2 separate regions of the Homo sapiens genome follow, and region 1 is linked to region 2. Evidence: chromatin loops called from intact Hi-C (ENCODE). Cell type or tissue: IMR-90. All regions are shown on one strand. Each heading gives the region's core, and the rest is flanking DNA. Links, peaks and the distances in the headings are about the cores only.

Region 1 (16,091 bases), core at 2,896-10,895, 110 kb before region 2:
AATGCATTTTCTTCTTTTGTGTTTTCAACTTATGGTTGATGATTGAAGCAAAATTATGACTTTATATGATGCAGTTTAAATATATGTAAAAAACATAATCAGGAAATTTATATTATAAATGGTGGAAAGTAAAAGGACTCAGGGACGTAAGACCTTCTTTAACTGGTAAAACCTCAGTGGAAGGCTCAGTGGAAGTCCACTATGACACCAGTGGACTGCCATAAATTATATACTAACTAGAATTACCACTAAAAAAAGCTATACAAAGAGATACACTCAAAAACCCTATAGATAAAGTAGAAATCTAAGATTTTCAAGTAACCCATTAAAAAAGGCCAGAAAAATAAAACAGAGAAATAAAAAAAAAAAACAGAGAAAAAAAACCAAAATAGAAGACTGAAACTCTAGTATAAAAATAATTACTGCTACAGATTAAGTCTATGTCCTCTCAAAGTGTATATGTGGGAAACCTGATCCCCAAAGTGATAGTATTAGGAGGTAGGGTCTTTGGTACATGATTAGGTCATAAGGGTAGAGCTCTCCTGAGTGAGGTTATATAAGACTCCAGAGAGCTCCTTTGCTCTTTCTACCATGTGAAGACACAGTGAGAAGAAGGCTGTCTATGAACTAGGAAGTGAACTCTCACCAGATACTAAATCTGTTGGCACCTTGACCTTGGAATTTCCAGCCTTCAGAATCATGAGAAATAAATGTTCTTTAGGCCACCTAGTCCATTGTACTCTGTCATAACAGCCCAAACTGACGAAGATAATTACATTAAATGTAAATGGTCTAAATACACCAATCTAAAGACAAAATTTGGCAGAGTTAATTTTAAAATATTCCTTAACAATATGTGGTGTATGAAAACTCACTTCAATAAAATAATGTAGGCAACTTGAATATAAAATGTTAAAAAAATACATTATGCAAACTGTAATCAAAGAAAAGCAAGAGCAGCTATATTAATTCCAGATAAAGTAAACTTTAGAGAAAGAAAATCAAAAGAGACAGAGGGACATTACTAATGATGAAAAAAATTAATCATTAATAATAAGACATCACCAAGACACCACCAAGAAGACAAAATAATACAAAATGTGTATGTACCGAACAATATAGCTGCAAAATAAGTGAAGCAAAACCTGATAGAATTGAATAAGAAAATAGACAAATCCACAGTTTTAAGTGAAGCACCTCATCTCAACAATTTATGTAATAACTAGGCAGAAAAGAATCAAGTGTATAGAATGCAACAACATCTTTAACCAAAATAAGCTAACTGGAAGATTGTGGAAAATGGTGGATAGGAGACAGGACTAACAAGCAGCTCCCACTAGGATGGACAGAACAGCATGTGGAAACTCACAGAATGGCAGAACAGCCTTGATCTTAAGGGGAGAGGGGAAAGGGTGACCACTCTATTATTACTTTCACCTTAGTACTGGAAGTTCTAGTTATCACCATGAGGTAGAAATAGAAAACAAAAAGCATGCAGATTGGAAAAAAATAAAACTATATCTATGCACAGATGATATGGTGGTCTACATAGAAAATCTCAAGAAAAATACCTATAGAACTGCAAAGTTAATTCAACAAAGATACAATTTTTTAGCCACACAAAAATCAATTGTATTCATATGCACTTGTAAAGAGCATGTTGACAATAAAATTAAAAGTACAACATCATTTACATTGCTCAAAACATAAAATACTAGGTTTAAATTTTACAAAACATGAACATGATGTATATGCTGAAGTCCACAAAGTACTGATAAAAATAATCCAAAGATATCTAAATAAGTGAAAAGATATACCATGTTTATGAATTGAAAGATTCAACAAATCTTTTATTCATTGATATTTCCCAAGCTTGACAAATAGTACTTGTTAACTATGTTCTCACACTTTCTGAGAACTAATATCTTCTCCTTTTCCTTGCTTTCCTAAAATTTAACAGTGTTTTGTGAGTAATTTTTATCTGCTTCTTATGTGCTTAATTGACCCTTTCAATCTTAAAATTTACATCTTTAGGCTACTGAAGTTTTTCTTGAATTGTTTCTTTGATAATCTCCTTTCCTTCATTTACTTTGTTCTCTCGAACACCTATTATTTGAAGATCAAAGAGTGGATTCTCTAAACCATTTCTCTAATTATTCATATATTCTCCCCTTTTTTCATCTTTTTGTCTTTTTGATTCACTGTAGGCTATTTCCTCAAACATAATTTTTTACCCTTCTACTGGGTTTTAAGACTTTTAATTTCAAAATTTTTTTGAGAATATTCCTTTCTATTAATAGTCTTTCTTATTTTATAGATGAAATATATTTTCTTGTTTCTGTGGGAAAATTATACTTTTTTAAAAAGTGCTCTTGAATTGTTACTATATCCTTAAATTTCCTATTCTTCTTTTTAAAAATATTTTTGTTATCTATTTCATGTTGAATTATTTGCTCAAATGCCTGATGATGTGCTGCTGTATATTCATATTAAATTTAGGCACTTTTGGGTGAAGAGATGTGTGTATAAGAGAGAGAGAGAGAGAGCACGTGGGCAAATATTGTCACTGGTTGATTTCATGATAAAGAATTGATCTGTATTAGTTTATTGATTCCCCTCCTGCCTGCACCCACCACCAGTTCTCCAATTGTTTATGTCTGTAACTCTTCTCTTTTGGCCTTATGCAATTCTTCAAACAAAAGTCTGGCAATCACCTGTCTGTAGTTTTTGACCTAGTTGTTAGAATTCTGGTAGTTGAGTGAGGACAGATGCTAGGGGTTGTATCATTTAGTATATGGAATTCCACTTAGTACTCCTGTTTTCAGTAGATACCCCTATTTTTAATTATGCTTAAGACTCGCAGTCCAGAAACTGTCACTTTTATCTCTACAGATAATAAACTTTCAGTTATCTTCCAGGTAATAAACCCTCAGTTATCAGCTTACATTTGGGAAAGATGAATAATCTGACTGCATGAGGTCGGGTAGGGAATGTAGGTCTCACTACTTCCAACCAATCTCTCTATTTTTATCTCATTTTTATTCCTACTTGCATAATTACCTTGTGCTGCCATTTCTTTTTTTTTCCCCCTGACTTTTTTATTCATACAAATTGGGCTGCTTTTGAGCTGCTTCCAATCCTAGCTTAATAATTAGTTTCTTCGAGGCCAGGCGTGGTGGCTCCCCCCTGTAATCCCAGCACTTCGGGATGCCGAGGCGGATGGATTATTTGAAGTCCGGAGTCTAAGGCCAGCTGGGCCAACATGGTGAAACCACTGTTTCTACTAAAAATACAAAAACTATCTGGGTGTGGCGGTGCACGACTGTAGTCCCAGCTACTTGTGAGGCTGAGGCAGGAGAATTGCTTGAAGCTGGGAGGTGGAGGTTGCAGTGAACCAAGATGGCTCCACTGCACTTCACCCGGGGTGATGGAGCAAGACTCCTTCTCAAAAAAGAAAAAAAAAAGCATTAGTTTCTTTGAGATGTTAAATCATACACCATGTGTCAGTTGTTTATTGGTTTTGAGGTTAATACTTTTTAATTTACTAATAAACTTCTTAATCTTAAAAAATTAAAAAATTGATGTGTAAGCTACTTTATAGCTTTTTATCTGGCAGGTTTAGGTTTTAAAACAATATATTTAATATTTTGTTGGACTTGGAAGAAAGTAGGTAAATAATGTATGCATACAATTCACCATCTTTGTTTTTTAATAAATGTTGTGTATACTCTTTGCAGAAAAACTAACAAATGGATATAGGGAGAAGAAAGAAAGAGAGAAAAGTAAAACATATTCACTGCATCAACTTTCCAAAACAACCACAGTTTAAAACTTGGTACCAAATATTTAGCTTCTAAAAATGTATGTTAGGCATTAAAAAGAGACACATGCTCAAAGATTTAGCAACAAGGATATTTAGCACAGCAATTTTTATAAGAAAGGAAAATCAGAGATAACCTAAGTGATTGACAAATAGTGCTTGTTTTTAAAAAATACCGTAATATATCCACGCAATAAAATACTGATACTATTACGAATGATGTTTCAAATGGATATTTATGTTGCTAAAAATTTTTAAAGCTTACAAAAAAATATGTAATACAAAACCCTTAAAGAAATATATTTACGTATATTTATTTTCATAAATTCCTGGGTCAAAACATTTGCACTATTCTAATGCCTTGTTAAGTGTTGTTAAAATGCACAACTTGGCAGCAATTTATACTTTCACAAATACCATGTACTCATTTCCTTCTCAAGACAATGTCATACAATTTTAAAAAAATCTTTTTGTGTATATTAAAATAGTATTTTATTATTTCAATAACACAGTGTAACAAGTCATAACTTTAATAATGGTTTTCTTTTGATAATGACAAGATTGCATTTTCTTATATGTTTATTGGGAATTTGCTTAATTTTTATTCCTTGACTTTATTTTTCTATTGGGAAGTCCACTTTTAGGTTTATATTAAAACATAGTCTAGAACTCTGTGAGTATTTGTGAATCATACTCTTTGACTCAATAATTCCACGTATAGAAATTTGTCCCAAAGAAAAATCTGAAATGTGAACACATATTTATGTGCAAAATATCTGTTTCAACATGAATTATGATAATGAAAACTGGAATGAATCAAATTAGTGTTAATCACTGAGTAAATTATGAACCAGCTATGAGATCAAATAATATGTACCATTAAAAAAAAAGTTTGTGAAGAAGTTTTTGTGAAGAGATTTTTAATTTCATTGGAAAAGATGAATAATTAAACAACAGTAAAAGTGTACAAAATATTCTTATATGTGTGTGCATACACACAGTGTAATCAACTTCTATTAAAACTATATTAGGCTGGGCGCAGTGGCTCATGCCTGTAATCCCAGCACTTCGGGAGGCTGAGGAGGGCAGATCATGAGGTCAGGAGATCGAGACCATCCTGGCCAACATGGTGAAATGCCATCTCTACAAAAAATACAAAAATTAGCTGGGTGTGGTGGCGCTCACTTGTAATCCCAGCTACTTGGGAGGCTGAGGCAGGAGAATCACTTGAACCTGCGAGGTGGAAGTTGCAGTGTGCTGAGATTGTGCCACTGCACTCCAGCCTGGTGGCAGAGCGAGACTCCGTCTCAAAAAAAAAAAAAAAAAAGTGTATATATATATATAACTAAAAAATATATATGTCAAAACACATATGTTGAAATTGCTTTGTAGTAGAGGAGCCAAAGATAAATTTATTCATATTTCTTTACACTTTCTGGTACTTACCAATTTTTTTACAGCTAGAAAAAATATGCTATTAAAATGCATAAATATTTTAGTCATTGCCTTCTATTTTTTCCCTTATTTTCTTTCTTTTGTACTATCATGAAATTATGAATATCTTTAATGCATCAGCACTAAGCAGCAGGAAGATAAGACCAATTTAGAAACAGTAACTAGTCACCTAGAAGCATTTAATACAACAACAAATATGTTCTGCATGTTAGCCATTTTAATATATCTTAGGAAAATAAAAATAAATAAGAGATAGAAACTCTTCCTAAGGAATTCACTGCATATTACGGAAATAAATTCTCTGATATAAGCCAGGCTATAATTTAGTTTTAGAGTAATAAGGGCTTAAACAAACTGTTAAGGAAAGTTGAGGAGAAAGACATAAATTCTAACTGCAAAGATTGGAGATTTCAAAAAGGAGAAGCTTTGTGGGGGATGACTGCTTACTTTTAAACATAAGCAGTGTTTGATAGCTAAAGATCTAATGGTCATGATGAGGAGAATGAGGATGGTGATGGTGATGATGATATCTTACATTAAACATTGATTGGGATCCAGACACTTTGTCTGTTTGTTTTGAACATACATTATCTTATCTTCACAATGGTTTTACAGAGTGGGGACTATTATTATTTCATTTTTACACACAAGGAAACTGAAATTTAGAAAAAAATAAACAAGCTTTCTGAGGTCATATAGCTTGTACATACTTGACGAGAAATTCAGATTCAAATCTAACAGATTCCAAGATGGATATATGAATCATTGCACAATTGGCAATGGTGTGAATGTGCAGAAGAACACCTAGAGAAATCATTACTTACATATGGGTCAATTAGATTCAGAAATTAAACATAAATAAAGTAGAATCCCATAGAACAGCCCGTCAAAACCCAGATGCGTCATTCCACTTGCTAAATCCTATCTCCCTGCACCCAAACCCATAAAGTTCAGGAGCTGTGAGGTATGGCTTACAACACAGATTTAATATTATAAGCTCACTGACATTTTAAAGTGCTTTTACCAAATAGGTTCACAAATTCGACCACCTCCACCCAGCTAAGACTCACCACTAAAATGAAACCTGTTTGGAGATTTTAAGGATCTTCTGAAATCAACACCGGTGTTTACTAATTGACTGGTTAACTAGTTTACTAGTTAAGCCAGAGTGCCTAGTTCTGGGTTTTCTGCAAATTGAATGATTCATCAATATTGAGAAGCATTGGAGGCTTCGATCCGATTGAAAATTTGCTCATAATTGAACGGATAATTAGATACCAAGTTTAAGGCTTTCCTCCTCAGGATTTTAAATATTTAAACAGGTATTAAATGGATATACCTCCGTATTTATTTTTGGACTACAAATTCTCAGTTCTTCACTGTGTGCCCAATGACAACAAAGGTATGAGTTTTACAGAGACACACTGGATCAGAAGTCAGTTGAACTGAGCCACTCCTAAGACTCCTCACTTAATTCCCATTGCTGTCAGTTTATCTCCCAAACTGATATGTGAAATTCTTGAGGGAAGCATAAAGCTCTGTTATGCTCTGTGCACTTGCTGCCTATAGGAAAACTGGACTCTGCTCCACTTCAATTTTCACATGTTCTCACTCTATCCTTGCTTCCCCTGGCTGTCAAGAGTCAGGGCTCTGGGAGATTTATTCTAGCATACTTTGATTTGATTTTCAGGTAAAAAAAACTATGTCCCAGTAACTTCCTGAACCTCTAGTTCAGTATGAAATAGCTCACCTTTCCACCACTTCCCATTATATAAATTATGCCTTTCCTGCTGGAAGGGGATGATGATTCACCAAAATTCGATACAGCTCTTCCCAATTGCAGGCTTGTTATAAATAGGCGAGTGGCTGTGTTAAATTGTAAAGATTTTAAAAAATATTTTCCAAGAGTAAAGAGCAACAAGCAAAGCTTGGAAAATGTAAGATAAAAGCAAAACACAAAAGACCTTTCTTTCCACTTAAATGGGGGGCTTTGTCCTGCTACGGGGTGGGGGTGGGTTTACAGCAGCTGCTTCTCTGCTTTTGTGTGAGTCACCCACACTTAGGGCACACTTAGGTCAGGGGATCTGGCTCTGGCACTAACCAGCTGTGTGGTTAACCCAGTGATTCTCAACTCAGCTGCTCTTTAAGATTACTGGGAGCTTTAAAAAATACTCAAGCCTCCATTCTGTGCCTGAGCCTCCATTCTAAAGTTATAATAAACAAATAAGAAGGGTAAACAGCTGTCAAAAACTCAGTGGGCCAGGAACTTCATGTAAATAGACATAATTTTTCAAAGCCCCAAAGATGTATATTTTCTCCCATTTTTCTTTAAACATGCAATCCTCTTAGACTTTCAGTTTTTAACATTAGAGAAACATGAATACATCATAAATAATCAACACTCTTTTTAACTCTATCTTAAAATTGTAGGACAAGTATTCATCGTCAGCGCAACTTAAACTTGGCTTTGGTAATAGAAATGCAACAGAGAGAATTAGGGTAAACTTCAGAGTACATGGTATAAGCTTTCCTAGACTGTACTGTGCTGTGCCGTACTGTATATACTATATATACTACTATACTATACTATACTATACTATACTATACTATACTATACTATACTATACTATACTATACTGGACTGTCCTATACTACACTATACTATACTGAAGCAGAACTTTGATTTTTTTTTGGTGAGAAAATAAAGTCATATTTCACAATTTTTAAAAAGAAACTAGAAATTCAAGAATATGGTTGAAGCACCTCAATTTTAAAATGTTGGCAATTCATTGAAAAATAAAATTAAAACATTATATGGGCCCACATTAGGCCAGCAAAATGTAAGCTTCGGACTTAGTGTAGACTGCAGGATGCCAGTTGAAACCTTGAGAAAACTGCCTATCATGTACTTGAAAGGTAGACCTGGATTCAGATCCCCACTATTTCTGTTACTGGTCAATGTCTGACAAGTAGTAACTCCTCAATCAATGCAAATATTGTTATTATTCTACTGTCTTTCTACTCTAACAATCTAAATCCTTAGTATAATTTTTTTATCTGTAGGATTTTTTGAAATACTTACCTGGAATCTAAGCAATCAGAAAGTTTAAAAAAAAGATTTTTTTACAGTTTATATATTCTACACATGATTTTTTAATGAAAACAGATGAGCGGTAGCAGGGATTTATTCTTGCAGAGTAATGCTAGTATCAATAAAGATCTCTCATTCCAACGTCTCAATCCTTTGACACCCACAACTGTAAGTAAAAGGTAGGGTTTATAATAATGACATGTGCCTCTGTAAGTCTCTAAAGAATGTCAATAAAAATAGTAAATAATGTCAAGTATTTTCGCATTAAACGTATTGTTGTGTTGTCTATAATCCAAATTCATGCAATGGAAATTTAATCCCCATTGCAACAGTGTTAGGAGTGGGGGCCTAATAGAAGGTGTTTAGGTCATGAGGGCTTCACCTTCCTGAATGGATTAATGCCACTATAAAAAGGGCTGTGGGAGTGCGTTCTCTCTTTGCTGCTCATCTGCCAAATGAGGACACAGAGTTTGTCCCTTTTTGCCCTTCTGCATTCTGCTATGAGATGACACAGTATGAAGGCCCTCATTTAACACCAGAAGCTGGACCTTGATCTTGGACTTTTCCATCTCCAGTCTGTGAGAAATAAATTTGTTTTTTATAAAGCTTCAGTATTCTGTTATGGCAGCACAAAATGACATTCCCTGTCTCAGGTACTCTGTTAAAGCAGTACAAAACATATTAACACAGTATTGTAATCGTTTGAGCAATAATGACAATTTCTCTGTTGCTGAATACTTGGTTAAATAAGCAAATAACCTGAAATCTTATGGATAAATAGAAACCTACACATTTTATTCCTAATTTTTAAAGATGTAGTTTTTCTTCATGAGCTTCTCTGAAGAAGCCACAGCACAAAATTTCTTATGCACTGAGTTTTTCTTCCTAAGCTCATTGGGATATTTAAAGATAGATCCAGAAATTTAAAAAAAAAAAAAGTCAAACCACTATGAAGCTTTCTTCTACTTCCCAGTGGAGAATGTGGAATGCTTTGAAGTCTGAAGACATAGGGGTTATCACAATTTAGAGAACCTGACTCATTCCTCTCACTAAACCAAGCATCTAAATCTCTCTCCATCCCCATTGCCAACACTCAGTTCTATGTCTTACCTAGGATACTTAATCAACCTCCTAACTCATATGCCTATTCCCACTCTTGCCTAATTATTTTCTATACTGTAGTCGGAGTAACCCTTCTAAAACAAAATCTTATTTCACCACTGTGCTTTGAAATGCTTGAAGATCCCTGCACTGATTTCACAATAAAGTTAAATTCCTTCAGTTCATGGCTCCAGCAGAGCTTCTCAACCTTACCTCTTATCAACCCCCACCTCACACACTGAGCTTCACCCATAACAACATCTTATATTTTCCTCAAAACCTCTTTGTTCTCTCTTTTATTTACTCCTGGACTTCAAAAATGCTTTCATTTTTTGGAGCATTCTCCTACCATTTAACCTCATTATTCTTATTTATATTTCAGGTCTTAGATTCTATATATATATCTCCTTCAGAGAAATATTTTCACGCCCTTCCAGGAGTCCTGGTACTTCTGCTAGCACGAATTATGACATGGCACTTATTACGCTAACTGTGACTTTGCACTTATTACATGCTATTATTACTCTTAGCTCATTCTCACCCCTGAATTGTAAGCTATGTGAAACAGATACTATATCTTTCTTATTCTTACAGTGTCAATCCTAGAGCCTGGATGTTTGTTGGATAAACATATAATATTGAGTTTCTTAGTGGCCAGGACCATATGAGATTGTGGGATTCTTGTAGGATGTTACATCCTTACTTCACAGGATTTTGTTTACATATTATAGAGCCTGATATTTCAATTATACTCTAAAAACAATTCCTTTTGTGGAGAGGGAGCTTTACAGTTTTCCAAGTGCTTTCCATGCCATACATTTCTCCCAGAAACTCTAAGAGCATAGGGCAGTTGCTATTATACCCACATAATAGTTAACAAAATTGAGCCTCAAAAAGGCCTTGTGACTTAATCAAGGGAATTTGAGTTGCGGAGAAAGACTTGAGCCTCGGATCTTTTGTTTCTAAGACAAAATCTTTTCTTTTTTTCTGGCTGCAATTCACTGATTTTTTCTTGCTCACTAGCTTTGTTTGTTTGTTTTGGGGAAACATGCGTCTGCATGCAGAGCAGCTCATTTCCCTCCTCAATTATGTCTGGCTTAACTGATACTGAAATGAGTGCTCAGACAGCACATCTCTAATCAGAGCAGGAAGACAGTCAAGACATGTTCTAGGTGGCAGCAGGAGGTGCTGTGGAATACTAATAAAGCTAGCCAAAGAACATCTACACAGTTAGCCATATGCAGAAAACTAAGCAATGATTCTTATTCCCTTAAATAGTCTCTAGAAGCTACCTTTACCCCCACCCAATTTTGTAGACAATGCAGTTTAATAAATATATCACTTTGTAAGTCTCCCTAAGTCTCATTCATTTATTTGACAAGTATTCAAGTAAATATTCTTTTATTTAAACTGGGGATATAAACAGATTAAATGAATAATTCCTAGCTTTGAGAATGTCATGTGGTAGTGGGAAGAATAGACAATAGATAAGAAAATAATCAAAGACAGCAATAACTGCTATGAGGTAAATAAAGAGGGTGTGCTACTGAATACGGTGAGTACATTCCTCGGATAAAGTGATGATTGAAAGCCTCTCTGAAGGGGTAATATTTGGACCAGAATATGGCAGATGAAAAGAACCCTAGGTGAGAAAGATAAGAGGAAAAATTTCCAGATAGGCGAAAGAGGAAGTGAAGAGTCTGGAAAGAAAAGAAACTTTTAGCTGTTCTTTGTATATTTCAGTGTTGGTTCAAATATCTGAGAAGAGCAAGAGAGAAAGTCCTTTAGCCCTTCCAACCTAGAAACAACTTATTTTTGAAGCTTTGGATAGGAATAGTGAGTCCAGTGATTACTGCATGTGATTTGCTTCCTATTTTATTTGCTCGTGTGTCTCTAGATTTTCTTCCTTTGGAAGGTAGTCAGTACTCATCCACTCTTACATATAACTATACAGTATATAGCAATTTAGTTATGTACATATGAGCTATAGAATATGAAAGCATGCCTGAAAAAGTTGGCTGCCTGTATGATTTATAAATCAAATTCAGTTTCAAAAACCTTAAGGAACCTTGCCATTTGGAGGTAAAGAAAAAGCAAATAATTCTTCTACGTTAAAACGACTCCAATAATGTCATCAACACTATAATCAAGTGGATTGTATCCCTGGGATGATGGTTTAACATATGCAAATTAATTAATGTGATACATCACATTAACAGAATGAAGGGTAAAAATCTCATGATCATCTCAAAAGATGCATAAAAAACCTCTGACAGAACTCAACATACTTTCATGATAAAAACTGTCAACAAATTAGGTATAGAAGGCATTTACCATAGTATAATGGTCATATATGGCAAGTCCACAGCTGCCCTCATACTCAAAAGTAAAAAACTGAAAGCTTTCCTGCTAAGATGAGGAACAAGACAAGGATGCCCACTCACCACTTTTATTCAACATAGTACTGGAAGCTCTAACCAGAACAATTAGGTATGGGAAAGAAATGAAAGACATCCAAATCAGAAATGAAGAAGTAAGATTATTTCTGTTTGCAGATGACAATTTTATGGATAGAAAGCCCTAAAAACAACACAACAAAATTGTTAGAATTAATAAATGAAATCAGAAAGTTGTAGGATTCGAAATCTCTGTACGAAAATCAGTTGCATTTTTATACACTAACAATGAACTCTTTTAAAAGGAAATTAAGAAAACAATCTCATTTACAATAGCATCATGAAGAATAAAATACTTAGAAATAAACTTAACCAAGTAGGTAAAATACTTGTAGACTGAAAACTATAAAACATTGATGAAATAAATTTTTAAAAGACACAAATTAAATGAAAACACACCCCATATTCATGGATTGGAAGATATAATGCTGTTACAATAACCACACTACCCAAGCAATGTACAGTTTCAATGAAATCTTGATCAAAATACCAATGACGTTCTTCACTGAAATAGAAAAACAATCCTAAAATTCCTAGGAGACTGCAAAAGACCTTGACTAGCCAAATTTTTCTGGACAAAGAAGGCTGGAAGTATCACACTTCTTCATTTCAAAATATAATACAGCTACAGTAAATAAAATGATGTAGTATTGGCATATACACATAAAGACCAATAGAGCAGAATAGAGAGCCCAGAAATAGGCACATGCATATCTGCTCAACTTGTCTTTGGCAAGGATGCTTAGCATACACAATAGGGAATGAATAAACTTCAATAAATGGTATTGGGAAAACTGGATATCCACATACAAAACATGAAATAAAACTGAACCCTTTCTTACACCATACCTCCAAATCAACTCAAAATGAATCAAAGACTTACACATGATTGGAAACTATGAAGCTCATAGAGTAAAACATAGGGAAAACTCTTCATAACAGTGGTCTTGTCAATGATTTTGATATGACACCAAAAGCACAAATAACAAAAGAAAAAATAGACAAGTGGGATTACAGCAAAAATCTTCTGCACAGCAAAGGAAGCTTCTGCACAGCAAAGGAAGCACAGCAAAGGAAGCTTCTGCACAGCAAAAAAAAGCTTCTGCACAGCAAAGGAAGGAAATAATAGAATGAAAAGGCACCTTATGAAATAGGAGAAAATATTTGTAAGCCGTGTATCTGATAAGGAGTTAATATCAAAAATATATAAGGAATGCCTATAACTCCATAACAAAGCAAATAACAGAGGATCTGACTAGACATTTTTTCAAAGAGGATATATAAATGGTCTACAGGTATATGAAAAAGTGCTCAACATTACTAATCATCAGGAAAATGCAAATTGAAACCAAAACAAGATATCACTTCACACCTGTTAGGATGGCTATTATCTAAAAGACAAAAAATAACAAGTGTTGATGAGAATGTACAGAAAGTTAAAGCCTTGTACACTTTTGGTGCGAATGTACAATGGTGTGGCCACTATGCAAAACAGTATGAAGAGTCCTCTAAAAATTAAAAAAAAAACTATATATTCAGTAATCTCATTTCTGGGTATATATTTAATTAAATTGAAATAGGGTCTCAAAGAGATATGTTCACTCATATGTTTATTGTAGCATTATTCTCAATATTCATGATATGGAAACAACTTAAATGCTCATAAGTGGATGAATAGATAAAGAAAATGTGGCATATACAAACAATGTAATATTATTCTTTAAAAAAGAAGAAAATCCTGCCATATGTGACAACATGGATGAAACTGGAGCACAATGTGGCAAGTGAAATAAGACAAATAAGTGAAATAAGGACAGGACAAATATTGCAGTTTCCCTTATATGAGGTATCTAAAATAGTCAAATTCAGAAGCAGAAGGTAGAATGATTGTTACCAGGGACTAGGCGGAGGGGAAATGGAGAGATGTTATTCAACAAATATAAATTTTCAGTTATGCAAGATGAATAATTTCTAGAGATCTACTATCCAACATAGAGCCTATAACTAATACTAGAATGTTCACTTAAAAGTTTGTTATGAGGAGGCCAAGGTGGGTGGATCACCTGAGGTCAGGAGTTCAAAACCGGCCTGGCCAACGTGGTGAAACCCCATCTCTACTAAAATACAAAAATTATCTGGGCGTGGTGGCGTGTGCCTGTAATCCCAGCTGCTTCGGAGGCTGAGGCATGAGAACTGCTTGAGCCTGGGAGGCGGAGGTTGCAGTGAGCCGAGATCACACCACTGCACTCCAGCCTGGGTGAAAGAGTGAGAGTCTGTCTCAAAAAAAAAAAAAAATTGTTATGAGGACAGATCTCAAGCTAAGGGTTCTTACCACAAAAAAAGAAGGTGAAACAGAAGGAAACTTTTGAACATGATAATGTTTATTATATTGATTATGGTGATGGTTTCACAGATACATACATATGTTCAAACCCATCAAATCATGTACATTAAATAAGTGCAGTTTTTTTCTATAACAATTACACCTTGAAAAAGTTGTTGAAAATTAAATTAAATACAGACATTCATACACACAAAAAAACAACTTCATGATGTATCGATTTAAATTTTCATATATTAGACTCATTCCTTAAAGAGCAGTAAAACTATTTAAGACCATTTACTCTCTTATCTTAAAGGATATGCAAGTCAGGAGACCCCAGGAGACAGTTCTTTTTTTCTTTTCTCTTTTTTACAGAAGTGTCAGTGTCCTGGGACACAGAGTGTTAAATAAAGTGAGATCACAAATATAATCCCACAGGTAAGTCTGGAAAAAAAAGAGCTCAGATTTCCTGCATCTCAAGCCAAGCCAAAAGAAGCATACCCATCTAAAAGTTCATTTTTAAAGGTGTCATGCTCATGTGCATGGCAAGACACCATTATCTGAATTATTTGCTCAAATGGATTTTATTTCTAAACGATGAGAAAATAGGAAACAAGAAACTCCAATTTCAGTGTTGTACTTGATTATAAAATGGCACCATTTTGAACTTCTGCATCCTGAAAAAACTTCTGATTAGTTTCATTGCTTATCTACCAGAACCATTTGTAAAACTCTTCAGCCCTACTTGGCCAGGAAGGTCATTCTAATGGTCGCATATCCAAATGTTCAGGAGAGCCAGTGATGCGTCACCCTCCTACTGAGTTTAATCATATTCACTTTGGGAAACTATGTGCCTTGGGACTATTCACTCTGTCGTGGTGCTATAATTTATCGTATGAGGCAAAGTATCCATTTATATACTGCCAGAAAATCCTCCAGGTAAAAAAATGAGATAAATATCACATTGTTTCCAAACATAAATCAATGTTTTCATCATTTAAACATGTCAAGTCTCTGTCATATACAAGACAAGGCAAACAAGAAAAAAAAAGAGAAATATAGCAAAACTCTGCATATCAAAAAAATTTAGAAGTGCATTTAGGGTATTGTAAAAGAGAAAACAGTTAAGTTTTTTCACTTGATTCTAACAGTAATCTTGCAAAGTGGATCATCTAACTGAAAGAGAAACAGACTACAGGAGATCCAAGTATCATGCCAAGGCTATACTCCTGGGAAGGAGCTTGTACTTTTTCCCCCTTTACCACAAATAGCTTATAATGCAATATGAAAGAAAATGCATGGAAGTTACAAAACACCTGTAAAAATAATGTGCCAGCAGGTGTAGGAGTGAAATTGGTGAAAGCAAGAATACATCTACTCATAGGCTTTTCATCTGTTTTTCTCTGTCCCAGAGTGAGGAACTTCAATAGAGTTGTGGTTTTCTGGGAAACCCTGACTATAGGTCCATCAGGAGACCCCTTTGTAAATTTTATTCTCAGGGATGGTAACATTTTTTCCCCACAGAAGACACCTGCCCACTGAAGACCCTGGCTCCTGATAGGCATAGAGACCTTACAAGGCTTTTATTTATCTAATGCTATGCAGCATCCAGCTGAGTAGTGTAAAAGAACAGCCATTTAGTTATCTCTCATGATTCTTTGGCTTGACTGGGCTCAGCTGGATTGTTCTTCTGCTCCACACAATTTCATCAAAGAGCTTTAGCCATCTAGGGGCGAATTAAGGTGGAATGTCCAAGTGGGCTTACTAACGTGGATGGCAGTAGATACTGGCTCTCAGCTGGGAGTTCAGCTGAGGCTGTCAGCTGAAGTGACATGGCCTTTCCAT
Region 2 (16,091 bases), core at 5,110-13,109:
GTTCTCACTCATAGGTGGGAATTGAACAATAAGAACACATGGACACAGGACGGAGAACATCACACACCAGGGCCTGTCATGGGGTGGGGGGAGGGGAGAGGGATAGCATTAGGAAATATACCTAATGTAAATGACGAGTCAATGGGTGCAGCACACCAACATGGCACATGTATATACATGTAACAAACCTGCACATTGTGCACATGTACCCTAGAACTTAAAGTATAATCATAAAAAAAATAAAAAAGAAAAAAAAGAAAAGCGGTCTTTCAACACCCCTAAGATTTCAATCCCAACCACTCAGCAGCACCCATTCCCTAGTTCCCTGTCTGACAAATTAGCCTTAAAAACCCTAGCCTCTAAGTTCTCAGGGAGGTGGATTTGTGAAATATCTCCTGTCCTTTCACTTGCTGTCTTGCAGTAATTAAACTCTCTACTGAAACACTGCCGCCTCACGTATTGGCTTTTCTATGCAGCAGACAAGAAGAACCCATTAAGCTGTAACATTATCACCAAGTATCTGACTAAATAAGACCCCTTCTAGTGGTCTAAACTATTGCCCTGAAACAGAGCCCAAATACCTTTACTTAATTAAATTTGGGTTAAGTTCCCTGTCTACTCAGTAAATTAAAGACAGTGTTTATTTTACCACTTGCTCATTCTTGATCCTTATGTGTGATTCTAAACCCAGTGTACTAGGGCTTAGCCTTTAGTCTTAAAGACACCTTTAGCATTTCTTCCTGCTGATATTTAGGATTTTCATAAAAATAGAACATCTGGTGTCCTACTGTAATGTTGCAGAGTTGCTAAAGTGGAAATACCAATCAGGATCTCCTAAATCTCTTGCCATATAAGTACTGTCCACTAAGCATTGCTCCACAACGTTTCTCAGAAAACATATACAAAGTAATACTTTCTGTAGGAAGCAGCAGAGTAAACAGACTGAAAACCCCAGGCCATGCCTACCCACCATGGGGAATGAAGACAAATCACATCTCTGCATACCCATAAGCCATTCTTTTCCGGTCAACAACTGTTCCATGGACCATTGATTGTTAAACTCTTTCTTACAAAGAAAGGACATAGAATCAAAGGGTAGAGGAATAAGAGGATTTCTTTTTGTTTAAAATTCAGACAAATTAAATTTAACAGAATTTAATTGAGCAAAGAATGAATCATGAATCAGGCAGCCTCCCCCACTCCCAGACAAAAATTGGTTCAGGGCAACCCTGGAGGTGGTCAGCATGATCAGAAAGGATTTACAAACAGAAAAAGGAAGGTAACATACAGAAAGTAGAAGTGAAATACAGCAACAACCGGATTAGTTATAGCTCAATGTTTGCCTTGTTTGAACACAGTTTGAACAGTTTGCCACCTCTGATTGGCTGAAACTCAGTGATTGGTACAAGAGTAGGTTGTTGTCTGTTTACACATCCAGTTAGGTTACAATTCACTATGTAAGGAGAAATCTTCAGATCAAACTAAAAATGTGTATGGAGACAGCTTTAGACTAAACACAATTTAACAGAATTGTCTCACAAGAACTTGTCTCACAGGAACCAAAGTGACAGGCATGGACAGAGGGAGGAAGGCCCAGGCCCCCTTATTTGAATGAGAAGGAAAGGAAGGGAGCTAACAATGGGGTAAGCCAGTTTTTATGCTCTTCTTTTTGGATTTTTTGTGATAAAATGAAAGGCCAAATGTGGGCTTTTCTCTTACTGTGACACAAGAAGTTCCACGTGGCTCCAAGCAATAAAGGTTTAAAACACTCCAATTCCAATATGAAAGGAAATAATCTTCAGACAGCAGCTTAAAGAACTCATGGTGCGGTGGCTCACGCCTGTAATCCCAGAACTTTGGGAGGCCGAGGCGGGCGGATCACGAGGTCAGGAGATTGAGACCATCCTGGCTAACATGGTGAAAACCCGTCTCCACTAAAAATACAAAAAAAAAAAATTAGCCGGGCATGGTGGCAGGCACCTGTAGTCCCATCTACTCAGGAGGCTGAGGCAGGAGAATGGTGTGAACCCGGGAGGCGGAGCTTGCAGTGAGCCAAAATCGCGCCACTGCATTCCAGCCTGGGCAACAGAGCAAGACTCCGTCTCAAAAAATAAATAAATAAATAAATAAAATAAAGAAGCACAAGGATATATTCTAGAATATCAAATATGGAAACCAATGATGTAAAAGCCTGGAAATTCTATCTCAAATAATCTAAAATGGATATAGATATTGCAAAGCAGGGTCACTGGTTACCAACTTGTCTGATTCTGATGAGATAGAACACCTAACACAAATTACATAAAGCAAATTTATTACTTACAGATAGACAAGGGAAAATAGAAGCCTAGAATCCATTGCATGCTAGACCCCCAAGGCTCAGAAAAGCTGCCCAGAGCAAATGAAGTCTTGATGACATATGCCCCACTTGTATCACAGCTGATATCACTTGTATCACACCAGAAAGGGGTCTGCTTTGGGTTTAATAGCCTCTGATCATGTGAATAGCTGGGATAGTGCATTGAGAGATATCTTCTTTCTAAGGTTGGACTGAACAGTTCTAGCCAGCCCTCCCTGTCTCAGGAGGTTACATTCCCAGCATATTCTATAGTTATTTTTGAGAAGCACAAATAATAATAAGAAAAGCCCTGAACTGAACTGTAGGTAGTATAGCAGAAATGGAGAAACAGCATGAATCTAAGTACAAAAGCCTTGACTAGATGGTTCAGGGGCTTGTAAACCATTCTTAACGAATTTTTAAATTTACTTTAGGAGCCTTAGGGAGCCTTTGCAAAGTTTTAAGTAATGGGAAGACATAATTAGATTTACATTTAAGAAAGATTATGCTGTATGCCTTGTGGAGAATAGATTTGATTCACAGAAATCTCTGGAAACCAAGCATGTTTGAATAAACTGCACATAAATCCTACGTGAGTTGGCAAAAGACAGATTTTATCTCAGTCTTCAGAGATGGAGCCGAAGATTGAAGACTAAACCAGGAACTGGGCACAAATACAAGAGGACCACATTTCTGTGTTGCACAATTTGGTCATTTGTGGATGGATGGTGTTTTTTGGGTCACAGGCAGGAATACTCCCTGTGTCTCTGCAGAAACAATAAGAAGTGAAGCTCTGCTACAATGGGTTAAAAAGGGAATGGGAGGTAAAGAAGTGAAGACTGTCAATTTAAACAGCTCTTTCAACAAGGGAGCATTCAACAGAATGAGTTGAGAGGGAGAAGCCTATAAAGAGAAAAGCAGCAGTCTTCTAGTTGCCAGACCCCAGCTTCTCTTTTTTCAGTTTCAAATGAATGAGAAGATTAGCAAGAGGATCCTGAAAAGGTTTACCATTTAGGTTTAAAGAGAATCCTGAGATTCAAAAGGGCATCGTGGTAAGAATTGGTAGGGGAATCAGATTAGGATGGGAGAGAAAGAAACAATATCAGAAGGATTTAAATTTTATAGGGGTGACCAAAGATTGAGCAGCATAGACAGGAATAGCTGCCCTAAAGTACGTGAGTGGAAATCAATCAGGTGATAAGATGTATTAGAGGGGCTGTGCTTCAGCATATTGTCGTGACAAGATGATAAAAGAGCATTGCTTAAATCTCAGTGTGTCACAGCTAGCTAGCTACTGCGGAGTCATGAAGAAGAAAGAAGGGAGACACAATATTTAATACTGGGGGAGATTATTTGCACAGCTCAGGCACTTAAATGTTTCTCAGGAGTTTTAAGTGATGCTCTTATTTCTCAAGATAAACATTTCCAAAAGAAACAGAAACATTAAAAAAAAATCAAGAAATGAGAAAGTGAAACTTTGGGCCAAAACCAATCTGCAAAGATTTCAAAAATCTAGTGTCATGCACCCCAAAATCTACTTTTAGTCTAACTGAGGTATACATTAATAACAAGAAAAAATATTTTCAAACTTCATAATTTGGAAATTCCAAACACAACCGAATGACTCAAAGGCCAAGAGAAAAATCACAAAAGAAATTATAAAATACTTAGAACTGAAAGATAATAAAAAGCTTTATATCAAAACTTTTGAACTGTAGCTAAATCAACATTAAAGGAAATCTGTAACCTTTATATGTTTTTATTAGAATAGGAGGAAACGTGAATGTCAGTAAATAAGCATACAACTTGAGAAGTTAGAAAAATGTCAACCAAAAAATAGAAAAAAATAAAATAAAGATGAGAAGGGCAATAATTAATGGGAAAAGAGGAACTATGGCAAAATAAAGAGGATCAAGAAAAGCAAAGCTTATGTGTTGAAAACATTAATAAAACTGACAAACCTTAGGCAAAACAGATTATGAAAGAGAAAGGGGAAAAGAGACAGAAATGGCATATATAAACAATACTAAAAATTTTAAGAGTATAATAGAGATTTTAAAAAATAAGTTAATACTATGTCTCTATGCCATTAATTTGAGAACACGTAAAATGGACATATTCTTAGAAAAATACAAATTTCCAAAACTGACTCAATATTAAATAGAAAAACACAAATTGTTATAACATTAAAGAAAATAAGTCATTTAAAAACTACCCAAAAGGATTTACCACTGAGTTGTACCAAATTTTAAAGAAAAAAAAATCCCACTTACACAAATCTTTTCTGAGATAAGAAAAGGGAAATATTCTACTGCACATTTTATGATACGGGTGTAACTTAATACCAAAATTAGCTACAGGCAAAATGGAAACAGAAAAGTATAGACCACTCACTCATGTACATAAATGCAAGAGTTCTAACAAAATATTAGCAAGCTAAATTTAGAACTATATAAAAAATGATGCGTCATGATTAATTTGAGCTCATCATAGGAATGCAAGATTGATTCTACACTAGAAAGTATATTAATTAATTTAACTACATTGACAGATTAAAGAGGACAATCCTATGTACCTAGATGGCACATCTCCTAAGTGAATAGTGCAATTTCTGCACCGCTTTTTAAAATAAAGTTGCTTGCCTTGGACTTCCTCACTCTTTTGCCCTTCCCTGGTCCAGAATGTGGACATGGTGGTAATCCAGAGAAAGGCAAAGCAATCAGAAAGCCAGCACGTAAGTTCAGGGAAAATGGAAGATTGGATGTTTGGGAGACATTTCAAGATTTATCCACTTGGTTCTCAACTTCCACCTTGTTTTACAGATGAAGAGAATGGGTGAAGAAGAATTAGTAAAAAATTTTATTTGCTATAGTCAAATATCCATTCTATGTATTTCAGGTATAGCCCAGAAACATGGGGTGAGGTGGGGTGGGTAGAGAATATCTGTGACAGCCAAGTGGACGTAACAATACTCCCCTTTCAAGGTTGTCATGAGAATTAAGATTAGGTGACATATGTAAACTATTAGCATAATGCCAGAGCTATACTAGGGCACAGCCACTAATGTTGGTTCTATTTCTTCTTTCTCTGTTCCCTATCCTCCTTCTCTTTCTTTCCTGAGGCTCACAATGCCCTCAGGCTGTCGTGGATTCCGCATTTCCATATCCTCACATTCCTCCTGAAGTCTGACTCACCAGACAGTTGTCAAGATTCTTCAATCTGGGCACCTGAAGTGGTACTACCTAATTCCTTCATTCAGCAGATATTTATTTAAATCTCATTATTATATGTCATATACTTTGCTGTAGATGGAGTGCTGTAGATGCAGTGAGCAAGATAAACACAACATTATATTAAAAACTTTGGCCCTCCAACTGCCTACTTAGAAATAACCTGAAGACTCTGTGAAAAGGCAGATTCCTGAGCCAAACTCTCCAAAAATTGATTCCAGAAAACAAGTAATGCCTGAGTAATCTCCAGTAAACAACTTATCTATTCTCATGTGCTCTAAAGTTTGGGAACTACTAAATAATGTGTTATTATATGGGTGTTCAATATTGAAAGGATGCTAACTGCTGATAAAGTTTAATAAACTTATCTTTTAGAGTGCTCTGCATTGTCTATCACTTAATCCAAATAAAGAAATTGCAAGTAGTGATAAGTCAGGCACCAGTGATAGACTAATGGGGAGAGGTTATAAGAGGAGCCTGCATGGAGCTCTCAGCATCATATCTCAGAATCAGATGCCAGCTTCGCCTGCTTCAAGAACAGGGACAGTGGAAAGGCATAGACCTAAAACAATGTTCCCGAGCTTTTTGGACTCAGGACCACTTTATACTCATAGAAATTATTGAGGACCTCCAAAGCTTTTGCTTACGTGGTAAACTACATCAGAAATTAAAACTGAATTTTTAAAAATTTATTTAAAACTAAGAATAAACACATAATATATTCACAAAAATAATGTATCTTTATAAATAACTAACTGTACAAGACTGACACAATAATGACAAGAAGGACATTAATTTACATATTTTCAAATAAAAATGGCTTAATAGAAAACAGCTAGGTTCTCCAGTCTGTTTCTGCATTCAGTCTGTTACCATCTAATACTGGAAACTCCACTGTACACTCATGAGAAAATGAAAAGAAAAAAAGGCAAAAAGCATTTTAGTATTACTAGGAAGTAGTTTTCACCTTGTGAACTTCCTGAAAAGGGTTAAGGAATCCCCCAGAGTTCCTGGGACCACATTTTGAGACCCATTAGCTTAAAAGATGAGAAGTTGCCTATGGATGCCTCCTCCCCACCAAGTGACACACTGTCTGGGAATAAAGAGGAGACTGGAAGAATAACTCTAAGAAAACTTCCATCACTGTACATTTTTCCCAATGCTGATCTTGGCTATGAGTCTCTTGGCCAGCTTTCGTTGACTCTCCATGTCAAGGGCAGTTATGGGATGGTACCGAGCATTCCAGGTATGACTGGAAGCTGGAATTCACCTCCTATTGTATACTCTACTCTTACACATATCTCAAGCTTTCAGTCAAAATAAAAGAAAGGTTAATCCTCCCAAGACACTTAGAGCTCCCTCATCTCCCAAGTGGCCACAGATACCCTTAAAAGTGGAGCCAGCCCCTCTCTGCCCAACATCTACTCACCAAAACCCACTTGTTCTATCCCACTGTCTTCAACCACATTTTTGACCAGGGTTTGCCTTTCTCCATCAACCTTTAGACTGATTGTTTGTTTGACTTAACTATTTTGCTCTAGATTTTACTCACTTCTACTCTGGATACCCCATTTAGTCCTTCCCTTAGTACCACTCCCTAGAGTGAGCTGCCATTTCTGACCCAATTCAATTCCAAGCCCAGAGTTCCGAAGCCTGGCTGGAGTCAGAGCACTGCTCTTTCCCTCCTCATCCTTGACTGGGCAATTGAAATAAAATTAGCATAACGGGGGATTCCGACCACCAGAAACTGTCAAAAAAAAAATTTTACTCTGAAAAAAAAGGTGATTTAGTCCTGTATTTAAACATTCATAACAACTTTCACAAAGTATTTCTCTGTTTGAAAAATAGATTTTCACATGTCACATTTTTAAAGTGTATTTTCCTCTCTCTAAGCATAAGATAGTTTTTAATGAATTGAACAGCTATTTTTTCTAATTAGCTACAAGTCTGCTTCCTTAAAATTGCATGTGAGCAAGTGAGTGGTAATGGATGGTGCTTGAGTGATCTTATAATGGCAACACGCCTTGACCTGGGAGGCCTAAGGCTGCTTTAGAGTCTCAGAGTTTCAGATGGAATGATCTGATATGAGGAAGATAGGGTGAAGCAACTGCTGTGGAGGCTGACTTAAATTAGACTGCAGAAGTTAAGAAAGAAATGTTCTGATTACTGGGAAGTATCTGCACTGTGGCATCACTGTCATATTTTTAACCAGTCATGACAGGTAGTTATTATATTTTAAGTTTCAAATTTCCTCAATTCCTATTATTGCTAAATCACACCTTAATAAAGTCTCTCAAGATGGGTTAGACAGGTGTGATCCAAAGAAATACACCATCAAAATGTAAGAGGTAAAAATTCTTTAGTCTTTGCCTCTACATAGAAAATAGCAAAACAATAAAAAAAAAAGCCACAAAATAACCACACCTCATCTGCTCTTTTGATCTCACTTGGCCACTGTACGTTAGAAACCTGTGAGGCAGAAAGTGGGAGTGGGGGGAAGGGGGGGTCTCTGTGTAACACTTAGAGAGATCTTGAACAGCTTCCTAAGCAAATGGTGACATAAAGTCCCCAGTGAGGTGAGCAGAGGAGCTACCAATTTCCCAGGGACAACCATCTTGAAAGAGAGCCTTCCTTCTTTAACTGACAGCATGGGGCGCTGGTAAGTTATGGTTTTGGTTACTTAAGCAAGCCAGGAGTCACTTGGAGTCCAACATTCAATCATAACTAGACTTTAGTGGAATTTATAACATAAAGAACTACAGGCAGGTTATCAATGCTCCTCTAACTACCCAATCATATTCAAACTTGGTGGCAATTTCTCGTAAGCAAATTTTGATATGTGTGATATGAGACTAATTGGGAAAGTTGGTAAATTTAGGATTGGTAGAAAGAAATGGATTTTTCACCCCTTCTAGTGACTCAGGGGCTCTTGGTTTAAGCAGTGTTTTCCCTTTATGGATTAATTTACATAAATCAGCAGGCAAGACCCTCTTTGAACAAATAATCTACAGGATGATGCAATCAAACAACAGTTGTCTCTATGATTCTGTACTTCTCCTCTTATCAAAGAAAAGGCAAAGCCTGCAGAAGACTCTCACTGGGAGGAGACAATTGCCGTAACTGAAAAGAGAATGCCAGACTGGAAGGGGTTTCCCGTGATTGAGTGAGGGTGAGGAGGAGGAGGACAGGAAAGGAGAGATAAAGCAGTAACAAGGCAGATGCACAGAGCCAAGGTCTTTAGAGGAATAGGTATCAGAAATGAGAAGGGGAATCAATGCTAGGAAAAGCAGTCATATACAGGGGGAACAGACCAGAGAGACCACTAGGAAGCTGCAGGTAAGGTTTCAGTGTTCTGCAACAGAAGGAGGACCAATGAAAGAATTAGGAGCCAGAGATAGGTACCTGAGGGTGGGGTTGATAAAGACAGAAACGGTAGGATGATTATCTGACTGCAGCCACCTGTTTTCTTTCCAACCCAGGCTCATTTTACATAGGCAGTACTCCTTAATTTCTACCTGGCAGAGAATTATTTTCAAAAAGAACTAACATAAATACAATACGTATATATTATATTACAAAAATATTACATATTCACATAGATAAATATAAAAAGCTTAGAAAAGAGAAGACAGAGATTTTCATCCAATATACTGAAGTCTTTTTAGGAAACATAAGATCGGCCAAATAAGAAAAAGAAGATCCTCCCAGCTCAGACCTACAGAGAGAATAATGATGAATGCTGGGGGCGAGGAAGCATCAACCATGTTATCTTTTCAAACTGAATGCTGCACACTCTGTTAAATGAAGGGGTGGAGGGGCAGATGTTGCTACACGGAACATATAGATGGCTTTAAGAAATTCTTATAGAGAAGAGTTTTATGAACAGGACTTCCCAAATGTTTAGCTTCTTTCTCCTCTCCCTACCCTGCTCTGATTATTTTTATTAGATTTTTAAATATCTATATGGAGTTTTTTAGTATTAGATTGCTCTGCTGTAATCTTCTACCATTCTCTACACTCAAAGACCCGAAAAAACCTCCAGTGCAAGTGAGAGAGAAATTGGTTTCATTACTTTTTTCTCAACCATCCTGTAAATCATCAGTGTAGGTAACTGCAGTAATTTCCAGCCTAGCATGTACCTTTTTCCTGTGTGATAGGATTAAAACCTAGTCTGTCATGCTACCCTGTTATAGTTTATAGATTGAATTTATCCCTTCACTATCTGCATTTGATTAAACACTATTTCCATTTTAGTTCTGACTAGATCTCTTTTCCTTTGCTATCTCACAAGGGATTTTGCAACACAACTCTTTTTTATTGTTGGGTAAGTATAGGGTTATTTCTGGAATGTAGCATGCTATAGAACTTATAATTTTTATGTGTTATATATTTCTAACTTCTTTTAAAAAATGGATATCTCCCTTGTTTTATGATAAAAATAGAAGTTTTGGGAAAAAATGAGAAAATGATTTGTTTGATCTCTTTAAATGACTTGAGAAGGTTTTAAATTGTGCCAAAAGGCCAGGTGCGGTGGCTCATGCTTGTAATCCCAGCACTTTGGGAGGCCAGGGCAGATGGATCACGAGGTCAAGAGATTGAGACCATCCTGGCCAACATGGTGAAACCTGTCTCTACTAAAAGTACAAAAATTAGCTGGGTGTGGGGGCATGTGCCTGTAGTCCCTGCTATTCGGGAGGCTGAGGCAGGAGAATCTCTTGAACCCAGGAGGTGGAGGTTGCAGTGAGCCAAGATCGTGCCACTGCACTCCAGCCTGGCAACAGAGCGAGACTCCATCTCAAAAAAAATTTAAAAAAAAATTGTGCCAATAAATCTTCCTTTCCTAATGTTCAGCATCAATCTGAAAAACAATATTATGATGCAGAAATAGGAACTTTCGGATTGATCCCTGAATGCAGGTTAGGTGAGTTTGGAATAACCATGCTACATTTCCCACTTAATATTAAAAAATATATATTTGTTTTGACTATTCCAGAATCCTATTTATAGAAATCAAAGTTAAGAATACCATTCAAATGAATTGGCCCCTCTTTTAAGAGGCAGGAAAATGTCCCAGTTGGCAATGCTGTTAGTGTCGATATCAATACTTCCAAAATGAAAACAATGGCAGAGCTGGGAAAAGAGGTCTCTTCAGCATTAGGCAGCATAACAGGAGGCCAGAATGAATCCTGTTTCCCTTTTTCATGTTTCTCTTGACTCTTTTGCACCTTTATAAAATGTCTTTGAAATACACTGTGGGATCAAATGTGTATCTCTCATGTTTACCATGCCTTATTTCAAAAGCCCAACTCCCTGTTTTGAAACATCTCCCTTCAAATAACACCTCCTCTTCTAAACAGCCCAGGAAATGTACACTATGCATAGGCAAGATCCCCTCCATCTCTGCTTCACTCTATTCTACTCAGATATGCTCATATCCCCAAAGCACTTAATATAAGGCTGTAGAAATGCAAGTTGTCTGGAAAGAGAAAAGTGCACAACAATCCTTAAATCTTTACATTTCAGAGGAAGACAATACATTTTGCAATAGTTTCTATTTTCATTAGCCATAAAATTTTCCAAAAAATAGAAAAACCAGAAGATGTGGATGTATGCCTCATTTTGGTCACCAGGAAACTAGCAGGAGCCTTCATCATAAATTCTTTAAGAGGGATAGCCTATTCTCTAAATAATGTGCCTAGTCTACGGGGAATTTTGCTCCAGTGTTGCTCATCATAACTTTCTCTGAGTGTGAAGGTCCTATTTGTCTTTCGTTTCCATTACATTGACCCTGTTCCACTAGAAACAATGGCCTAAGTACTGTTCCAGACACCAGAGCTGAAAACGTGTCTATTTTTCCCTTTGGTGAAGGTTTGATGGGGCCTCTCACAGTCAACTTTGGATATGTAAAATTGGATATGCCTATTAAATGTCAACTGGATGTGTTGAGGTAGCTGGATACCTTCTTGTATGGCAAAAATATTCATTCATGTATAATTCTTGCATTAAATATTTGCTAATCATCTACCACAAGCCAAGTAACATTTTAAACATTCTTCTGCTCTTGTAGAGGTTTAAATTCTAGGGGGATATCTAAAGTGCCCATCTCTTCCCTGTTTGTCCAGGACATCCACCAGTTTTAAAACTCAAAGTTCTGTGTTCTGGGCCCTCCCTTAGTCCTGGGCAAATTAAGATGGTCATCCTAGAGAGAATTTGTTTATCAACAGGACTTTTATAGAAAACAAGTCTTAAAACTCTGGTAGGGGAGCTCAGGAAGTCTTTTTCAGTAATAGTTTAAATTGATTGTTGTGGGAAAATCTCATAGGTACTGGCCCATGTGTACAAACCTCACTCTATAAAGAACACTGGCTTCCTTTAAACCCTAACTTTGTACCTGGCACTCACGGAGGGCTTGAGATAAAAATTTTTATTTTTATTTTTTTGAGATGAAGTATCACTCTTGTTGCCCAGGCTAGAGTGCAATGGCACGATCTCAGCTCACAGCAACCTCCGCCTCTCGGGTTCAAGCCATTCTCCTGCCTCAGCCTCTGCAGTAGCTGGGATTACAGGCATGTGCCACCATGCCCGGCTGATTTTGTATTTTTAGTAGAGATGGGGTTTCTCCATGTTGGTCAGGTTGGTCTTGAACCCCCAACCTCAGGTGATCTGCCCACCTCGGCCTCCCAAAGTGCTGGGATTACAGGTGTGAGCCACCATGCCCAGCTGAGATAAAATTTTAAATAAGAAAATTTCCTTTAAGTTCATCCTCTTAATCATCTTTTTACCTCCTTAAGTACATAATATTCCCACACCTCCATCTTTCCCAAGGCACCACCGTTTGGCCCCACAAGCCTCATTACTCTCCTCTAAGCCTTTGAACACAAAAGCTTTCTCCCTCCACATGGCAGCCTACTATCAATTCTTCCAGGCTCACATCATCTATTGCATCATTAGTGATGCCTTCTCCATTTCAGCGCACTCAAATGAATACCTATCTACATTCTGTTTTCATGGCAGTTTTTACTAGCTTTTATCAGAGTGGTGATTATACTTAAACATAATCATGTGTTTCTATATCTACTTCTAATATGTGAGTTCCTTCAGGCAGGAAAAATATATCCTTTACCTCTGTCTCCCCACCTGTATATAGAAAGTGTTTTGGACTTCTGTTTTCAAAAATGTGAAAACTGAACTGCCTAAAAGGCACCTGGAAAATGTTAAATAAACTATTACAGGCAGTATTTTAAATGCACGTTTCAGTTGTCAAGAAAGTAAGAGAAGTCCTCAGGGATCGGAAACAAAGAAGAAACTGAAAGAGTGGGAAGTGTGAAATAACACTGGGGTTATCGAGTCTCTCAGCCTCAGAAACCAAAGATTTTTAGGTTTCAATGGCCACTTAGGGACAGAAAAATCGGCCTTGGTTTTGAGCAATGTGGGGAGTTGGAACTGATATGCCTGAAAAGTTTCTCAACCCTTGAAGCGTTATAACTTCATGAAAAGGTGGAAAAGAAAATTCATCCACCACCAATAGTTGAGGTATGAGAAGCCTGTCTGTTTAAACAGTGCAGTTGGTCATAAAAAGCATATATAGGCCTCTCTTGAGAATTAAAATTGTAGGCCTGTTCTTACCCAATTTTAACATATGCATTTATATTACCTATGGGATCTAGGAATCCCCAAACCAATAAATTAATCAAAAGAAACTTGTTACTTCTCTGACTTTATCTTTCCTCACTTAGTAATTTATCTTTATTTTTCCTCACTTAGACAGCATCCATGCTGTCTTCTTGCCTATTGCTCGAAAATACCAGCCATATTTGTTCTCTTCTCTCTCTTCTCATTCTCTTCTCTGTCTTGAATTTCTTTTCTGTATATGTGTACTGAAAATTTCCTTGCCCAATAAAACCTTTGCTAAAATGTCAGCTTCTCAATGAAGTCTTCTCTCACCACTCAATTTAAAATTGCAACCTATCCACTCCTTCTAATCTCCTAATCCTCATTCACTTTTTGCTGTTGTCCAAAAGACTTATCACCTTCTAAATAAAAAAAAAAAAAACTTACTTATTATCCACCCTCACTAGAACTTACCTAATACCCTCCACCCCACTAGATTGTGAGCTCAAGGAGGGCAGGAATTTTGTCTTTTATATTTGCTTATATATCTCAATCAACTGGAAAAGTGCCTTGTACATAACAGGTTCTCAGTATAAACATTTTAGTCAATGGAATGAAAGAATTGATAATAAGAGAATCCAGCAGAACCCAGTGTAAACCTTCTCTGAAGAATAAGACTCAAGTCTGACCTACAGGATTCACATGAATAAAGCCTCTTTGGACTAGTTGAAAATAAAATAAATTATAAATTAAATGAACAAATGACAACTGACCCCACATAGACCAGGTATAGATACTCTTATGTACTTCAGATAATGGAATCACTGGATACAGATATAAAACAAGCATGCTTATTGATTGAAGATATAAAATAAGGTCTTAATGGAAAAAGAATTGACATATTTTAAAAATAACTAAATGGTGATATAGAAAATGTATGACAAAATACCTAAACAGAGGAAAAACAGAAACACAAAGAGGAGGAAAATATGCCAGAGGTTTAGACTGACACAGTTAACAGAAATAAAAGTCCTAGGGCCGGGTGCAGTGGATCATGCCTGTAATCCCGGCACTTTGGGAAGCTAAGGCAGTTGGATTCCTTGAGGTCAGGAGTTCAAGAAATAAAAGTCTTAGTATTTGAATAAAGATAATTTCAGAAGGATGGAGCAGAGAAAATTTGGGAGCAGCACTTCTTGTAAAAATAATTGCAAGTTTTCTGGTGTTGATGAACTCAGATTCATGAAGCACAAAAAATGACAACCAGAAAAAACAGAACTAATCTATATCTAGACCCATCGACTGACATTGCACACCACCACTGACATAAAATTTATAAAAACAACCAGACTTCCAAAAAAGAGTAATAAATTGAGATAGTATTCTTCTTTCTAAATGGCAATATTAGAAGCCAAAAGATCATGGAATATTTTTAAAGTGTTAAAGAGAAAGTAATTATCAATCTGATTTAAAAGCAGAAAAACTATAACATATTTTTAAATGAGTAGAAATAAATACATTTTAAAATCAACCAAAGCTAAGAAAGAGTGATACTAACAGTTGTTTCTGAGTAACCCTCCAAAAGATATAATTAGAGAAACAGGATATTGAATCTATAAGTAAAATTTGAGGTACAAACTAGAATGATGAGCTAAGGAACAGTTTTTTTCAAAAATCCAAACCTCAAAAATACAATATAATTATTTTAAGACTAATGTTGACAGTATACAAGCAAGTGAAACTAAAATTCTGGTATTAAATTCTGGAGAACCTATGATCATCTCAATAGACTCAGAAAAGCATTTATGGAAATTCAATACTATTCTTGACAAAAATTCTCAACAAACTAGGACTAAAAGGGAATTTTGTTGATCTGATAACATGTTGTTAAGTTTTTATATCTCAATATATTAATATACTGAATGCATACACACATTTTCTGAAACACAGCAGATTATTATTTACTTACAGCAAATAAAATTATACGAGTTCCTATTGACTTAATTTTTATGTCCAAGGTGAAGCAATGATAATAAATCCTGTACATGTTAAAGTTTATTATAAGCAAGGAACCAAAAAAAAAAAAAGGGGAGGGCCTCACTATGTTGCCTAGGCTGAGTTTGAGGTCGGCCTGGGCAACACTGTGAGACCCTGTCTCAAAAAAAAAAATTAAAAAGCAAAAATTAAATTGCTATTATTCACAATTCATGAGACTCTATAAAAACTTATTATAGTTTTATCTTTTTTTTGAGTCAGGGTCTCGCTCTGTCAGATAGGCTGGAGTGCAGTGGCACAATCTCGGCTCACTGCAACCTCCACCCCCCCAGGTTCAAGTGATTCTCTTGCCTCAGCCTCCCAAGTAGCTGGAATTACAGGTGTGCACCATCAAGCCCAGCTAATTTTTGTATTTTATTTTAGTAGAGATGGGGTTTCTCCATGTTGGCCAGGCTGGTCTTGAACTCCTGACCTCAAGTTATCCACTCTCCTCAGCCTCCCATAGTGCTAGAATTACAGGCATGAGCCACCACTCCCAGGCCCAAGACTTATTAGAGTATTAAGAGCTTAGCAAAAATACTAGGCAATAATATGAATTTATAAAACTCAACTAAATTCTTACATATCATATGTAATTATAAAATATAATTTTATAAAGATAGAATGACAGTATAAATAGAAATATGAGGCAAACAAAAATAATACTAATAAAAGGTGTATTAGACTTTCATGTAGAAATGTAGACTATTCTTTGGGAATACTTTTTAAAAGACCTAGATAAATGGAGAGATAAAACAGGAATCTGGAAGTTGCAGTAACATAAAAATGTCAATCTTCTGCAAATTATTCTACATGTTCAATATAATTCCAATCAAAATATCAGCAGGTTTTATTGGAAATTATAAACAGTTTCAGAGATT

The links. Peaks named below come from ENCODE experiments on the same cell type or tissue, not always from the same donor. Only the 100,000 strongest peaks of a DNase experiment are listed, where the experiment ranks them.
Region 1: a loop joins it to region 2, with 2.3 times the contacts of the local background. A loop is called at or near these places in 1 of 110 quality-filtered maps.

Annotation. Positions count from the first base shown.
Region 1 is chr11:106,474,330-106,490,420 of GRCh38, reverse strand. No RefSeq gene overlaps it. Among named protein-coding and RNA genes, the nearest start is that of LINC02719, 350 kb to the right of the region's middle. In IMR-90, for the core only: no CTCF peak of the experiment used is centred there; a DNase peak (open chromatin) is centred at 7,350; H3K27ac peaks cover 173 bases.
Region 2 is chr11:106,371,499-106,387,589 of GRCh38, reverse strand. The region is part of intron 2 of LOC105369474 (a long non-coding RNA gene); the gene reads right to left. Among named protein-coding and RNA genes, the nearest start is that of LINC02719, 250 kb to the right of the region's middle. In IMR-90, for the core only: no CTCF peak of the experiment used is centred there; no DNase peak of the experiment used is centred there.